Regions from separate parts of the Mus musculus genome. Here region 1 is linked to region 2. A link is a loop called in an ENCODE intact Hi-C map of the cell type or tissue named here. Cell type or tissue: gastrocnemius. All regions are shown on one strand. Each heading gives the region's core, and the rest is flanking DNA. Links, peaks and the distances in the headings are about the cores only.

Evidence for each region. Peaks named below come from ENCODE experiments on the same cell type or tissue, not always from the same donor. Only the 100,000 strongest peaks of a DNase experiment are listed, where the experiment ranks them.
Region 1: it touches region 2 in a loop (12-fold over the local background); 41 of 42 quality-filtered maps call a loop at or near these places.

What each region holds. Positions count from the first base shown.
Region 1 is chr7:29,381,831-29,384,637 of GRCm38, reverse strand. It overlaps Sipa1l3 (signal-induced proliferation-associated 1 like 3), which reads left to right. Exons shown (of 23, transcript NM_001081028.1): 9 at 1,285-1,442. Among named protein-coding and RNA genes, the nearest start is that of Dpf1, 75 kb to the right of the region's middle. In gastrocnemius, for the core only: a CTCF peak has its summit at 1,203 (motif pointing left); a DNase peak (open chromatin) is centred at 1,178.
Region 2 is chr7:29,520,793-29,523,599 of GRCm38, reverse strand. It overlaps 4932431P20Rik. Among named protein-coding and RNA genes, the nearest start is that of Sipa1l3, 17 kb to the right of the region's middle. In gastrocnemius, for the core only: a CTCF peak has its summit at 1,189 (motif pointing right); DNase peaks (open chromatin) are centred at 1,198, 1,525 and 2,601; H3K27ac peaks cover 470 bases.

The sequences.
Region 1 (2,807 bases), core at 192-2,691, 140 kb after region 2:
TAGTCAGAGCTACATAGATGATCCTGTTCCAGAATAAACAAATGAAAAAGAACTAGCAGGCTGGATAAAGTAGTTCAAGCAGGAGATTGCCCAGTTTGGTGGTTTCAGGCCAGTCTGGGCAATTTAGGAAAGCTGTCTCAAATTAAATAGTTAAGAACAAAACAGAACTCAGCTGTGGTGACCAGCTCCCTTTGTTGGATCAAGAGTAAGAGATCGGGCTGGTGAGATGGCTCAGTGGGTAAGAGCACCCGACTGCTCTTCCAAAGGTCTGGAGTTCAAATCCCAGCAACCACATGGTGGCTCACAACCATCCGTAACGAGATCTGACTCCCTCTTCTGGAGTGCCTGAAGACAACTACAGTGTACTTACATATAATGAATTAAAAAAAAAAAAAAAGTAAGAGATCATGCTGAGCTGTTTACTGAGTCTGGGTCCTAGCCTGGGCTGTGTGAGACCTGTCTTCCCTGCCCTCCAGAAAAGAACAAAAGGTGTGGGGGATGTCAGTTGTAGTCTTGTCGAATAAAGAAGATACCATGAAGACACCCATTCTGGAGATGGAAGCAGGGGGCATGGCTCCCAGGAGTGCAGGAGAGAGAGCCTCCTAGCATGGGCCCTACCTGTGCATCCTGGTCAGATTCTGCCATTGTCCATATGGCCTGCGCAGGTCCAAGGTCTCCCACATGGGTCCTCCTGCAGTAAATATGATTTGCCAAGCACTCCAGTTTATCAAGATCTTTGCTAGGAACTAAGGGACTGATACAGGCAACAGTCAAAACAATGTCCCATTTTCTCATCACTGACAACCTGAATGGGAAGAGATAAATGAGGAACAGGGAGGGAGAGCCTCTGTGTGCAAAATGTGGGCATAAATATCAGATAAGGAATAGGAAAAGGCAAAGAAAGGCATGCTGGGGCAGGACAGATCTCAGATTTGCTGTGGGTGACAGAAATCCCTCCAAGGAGGAAGGAGCAGCAGGGACAGCCATTCCCACTGTTTGCAAGAGGAAGGCTTTCCTGGAATGCTTGAAGAGCATCCGGGCAGGTGTGGGAGGAGAACAGGCTGTGTCAGAGGCTGGGGGGTCCCATGTGGGGCCTTCTTGGCTTTGTCCATTCCTCTGGAGTGAGAAGGAGCCAGAAGGGCTCTGAGCTTCCAGGGACTAGGCCTGACTCCGGCGCTCACATGCGCCCTCTGCTGGTAGTGGGCATGGGAAGCCAGCAAGGCAGTCTGGGTAGGATTCTTAGAGCTGACCTGTGACCCTTCCCTCCTCCCTCTCTGCTTCCAGCTGCTGAGGAAGAGGCACATAGGGAATGACATCGTGACGATCATCTTCCAGGAGCCCGGCGCCTTACCTTTCACCCCTAAGAACATCCGCTCGCACTTCCAGCACGTCTTCATCATCGTCCGAGTCCACAACCCCTGCACTGAGAATGTCTGCTATAGGTACGGCTGCCAGCATCCCGGCCACCACAGCCAGGCCCTGAGAGGCTGAGGAGGTTGTACCTAGTCACAGATCCCACCTCACCTCACATCCTGGCCCCCTGCTTCCCATCAGGGCCTATATTTTTGGAACTTTCTGAGTAATGGGAAACGGCCTCATCCTGGCTCACAGGAAGATATGCTCGTCTGTGCGGGCTCTTGGGCACCTCACAGGAAGGCTCAGCCGGGCGTTGAGCCTGAAGGGAGCTTCATCTTCTGGCGGCACTCAGTTTAACGTCTTCCCAGCTATAGAGGGAAACACATCGATATCGGGCTGGGGTTGTAGCTCAGTTCACAGAAAGCTGGCCTAGCATGCACAGAGCCCTCAGTTTGGTGCCCAGTGTAACATAAACCAAGCACAGTGGTGCATTCCTATAATTCCGGTGTTTGGAAGGGGGAGGCAGGGGAATCAGAAGTTCAAGGTCATTCTCGGCCGTCTATCAAGTTTAAGGCCAGCTGAACTGCTGGAGACCCTGCCTCAGTGAGGGCAAGAGAGAAAGCAAGCAGCCACACCTCACTGGGGCGTGAGCAGAAACTCTGTGGAGGCAGGCCCTCTGGCCTGGCTGCAGTCAGGTGCCCCTGGGAGCTCAGTGCCTGGCCCGGTGAGAACAGAGAGCTACAGGGGTGATAACCTAGAAGCAGACCCCAGGGACCACCTACATGGGGGCCCTGCTTGTAGGTATTGTTGAGGAGGGGACAGAGTGTCACTCTGTAGCCCAGGCTGTCTTCCAACTCTAAACCCTCCTGAATGAATGTCGGGGTGATAGGCATGTTGGATTGAGGGTTTTGGTTTCCACACAGACAGGTAACCCAGGTCTCAAGCCAGTTCCTTACCCTCTGCAACAGCAGGGCTTCCCCACGTTAGTGGCTGTCCCCAGAAGATGAAGAGGAAGCCATTGGAGACTAGGAGCAGGATAGAGCTGGATCCTCTGAAACACTGACCCAGCAACCCAGGCCCCGACTGTGGGGACTGGAGCAGGTGTACTGCTTCCCATTGTTTGAACATGGTGTAAAATCCAAAGACTCCAGGAGGGTGGGCGTGCAGCTGCATCGGCCCCCTGCTCGGCCGTCTTCACCCCGAGGGCTGCTTCTACGTCTCTAGGCCATGTAGTATTCCACGTGTCAGCACAGGTGCTGGCTGGCTAGAGCCTCTGCTGTAGAGCCTAGGGGCTTCCACTCAGCAGTCTCCGAGGTCTTTGCGTTCCAGATAGATGACAGCTCCCCATTGTCCTCCAAGGACAGGCATTTGGGACAGTTTGCTAGTGCCTGCACTGAGTCACCTTGAGTCTGCACCCATTGCAGTCGCCATCAAATCAAGCAGAAGGCTGT
Region 2 (2,807 bases), core at 112-2,611:
TGAGGAAGAAAGGGGGAGCAGAAGAGAAGGAAGGAAGGGCAAATTGTCGTGGACCAAACCCAGCCCTACTGCATTGTAAACTCCTATATAAGACCCAGTGATAACCTGGCTTTTAACAAGCTCTCTAACTGATCTCTTGCACACTAGCATGGAGGGCCATTTGCTTAGAAAGCTGTTGGAGTTTGCTGTGAGAAACGGCATGGGCCTTTAGAAGCAGAGTCAGCAGAATCTCCCCTCCAGTGTGGCTAAGCCCTGTGTCTGCAGAGAGGAAGCCGCAGGCAGGACATTTATGTAGAGTGAGTGGGAATCTGTTCGGAGAAGGAAGGACGTGTGTTCAAGACTACCTGCAGTTCCAGTTCTTGGGTGGCTGAGGCAGGAGAACCAGATAATGATTGGGGTCGAGGCTATCCTGGGTTAAACAGAAAGGGGCATGCCAGCCAGGACTATTATGTGACTGACCCTATCCCCAACCCTCAAATCAAGATGTAAGAGCCAATGCACAGTTCTGAACTCACCTGTATCAGAGATAGGGAGGCTCTGCTAGCTCACTACTGCTCATCAGACCCACAATTTACCTCACTCGGTCCTCCTTACTCCCCAGAACCAGAGATGATATCATGTGTGGAAATTTTGCAGTCCCTGCCAGTAGCTCCTATTGTTCTCAGTATACCCATTGAGTCCCCCCTTTTCTTCACCAGCCTACAAAATTCACAGTTGGGATCCTTTGGGTTATCACTGCTGGGATTTGGGGGTGGAGGGAACACAAATGAGTCTTCACTAAGGTTTGTGTTTTCTGTCAGTCCTTCCTTGAGCTCATTCATCAGGATGAACCAGAGAAAACCCCTCCCCTAAGCCCTTCCCAACTTCATCCTTAGACTCAAGGCTGATCCCTAAGAATGAGTCTGGAATGAGTTCTGGAGGACTTGGTTCCAATGGTAGTGACTGACAGCTTGATAACTCAGAAATGATTTATTGGTAGCACTCAGTCTGTAGTCAGAGTGATTATGAGACTAAGATATGCTATTTTCCTGATGTCTGCAGAGAAAACCCAGGTCTCTGTGTTTGTGTGTGTGTGTGGGGGGGGCAGGTTGTTTGTTTGTTTCTTTTAATTTTCCTTAGATCCAATACACAGACTGTATCTGAGGAAAAGCAGGTGGCCTATGAGCCCTGCCTTATGAGAGACCTGCCTGCAGGGGGCAGTCTACTCCACCACACTGCATGCCTCTGGGCACTCCTTGGCTTCATAGAATCTAACAGCATATGAGATAACAGACTTCTTGCTTCCTAGACTTTACAGTTTAGCAGGCAAAGGAGACATCAACAAACGGTCACAAAGTTAACAATGGGACAATTGGAGTGATAGGTTATTACATTTTTTTCTTCTTCAGTCTTTAACTGTTTCAAACTTAAATCCCATGGTGTGCTTGCTGGTATGTGTGCACACTCAGGTGGTCCTCCTGCCTCAGTCTTTCGGGGAGCTGGCTGCTGTGAGTGTACTTAACAAGGAGCGAGCACCCAAAAGGGGGAGGGTATGCATCCTGTGCTTTGCTGGCAGACCCTGAATGAATTAGAAGGCCTTGCCTTCCAGGCAGGCCTCACATTTGGGGACAGGCGTGCAGGTAGTCCAGCTGGGACCAGAAGGGCCTCATTCACTGCCTATAAACTAGAGAGGCCACCTTGGCTTATTCTGTTCTTTGAATGGCATTACAGCTATGGAGCTGAAACTTGTCCACGTGGTCTTCTGAGAGCATGACTCTTGGACTTTGGGCAGATTCAATAGGCTAGAATGCACTTTAACTTTCGTTATGGCTGACAAACATACTTTAATATGGTGGGCTAGTTTCCAGTGAATAGACGAGGTAGCTCAGATAACTGGGAATAGTAGCACCTAGTCACAAATATAAATAGCACCGGCCACAGAGAACTGACCAGGCATTTTACATAATACTGTTTTCTTTCTTTCTTTTTTAATTCTGTGTATGTGTTGGGAGGGGGCATGTGCACATGAGTGCAGGTGCCCTGGAAGGTGGCCGGTAGAGGGTGTCAGATCCCCTGGAACCTGAATTACAGGTATTTGTGAACTGTTTAACATGGGTTCAGGAGACTGGTCCCATGTCAGAGGTCCAAGAGTATGTGCTCTTGACCTCTGAGCTATCTCCCTAGACCCCATTTAGTTCTTCCGAAGGTACTATGTGAGTTAGCTCTTATCCCCCCTTAGCTTTTAAGACGAACATGGAAAGACTATTGGGATACCAAGGGCCATAGGAGCAAAGCGTCACCATCTCACAGCTGGCTACCTGTCCTGTTTCCTCTTCATAACACTGACCTGGTTCTATCCTTTCTGTATCCCTCTAAAGGTGTCCTGTGCATATCGGAGTATAATACATATTCTACATATGTCTGTACACAGTATACATACATTCTCACTCTATCTAGAGATGAGCTCATATTAATATATAGAGCTATACTTCATTTTATAACAGTTGCCAGTTGCAGAGTATATGCCTGACCCTTCACCCAAATTCCTATTAATAACTATTGGTCCTGTGTGTATGGGGGGAGGGGCTATCTCATGTAGCCTAGGCAAGCATCAGCCTTGCAGTGCAGCCAAGGAACTCCCAGTCCTCCTGCCTCCACTTCCCTAGTGAATTTCCCGGTAAATTACAGACCTTCTGCCAGTGTATTTGGCTTGTTAATAGACATTGGGCAGTTTCCAACCTTTAGTTATAACAATCCATGCCACAAATGACTGCCTGCCGTTGTTGGTGTCTCATACTTTTAATTAAATTGTAAACTGAAACAGAAAC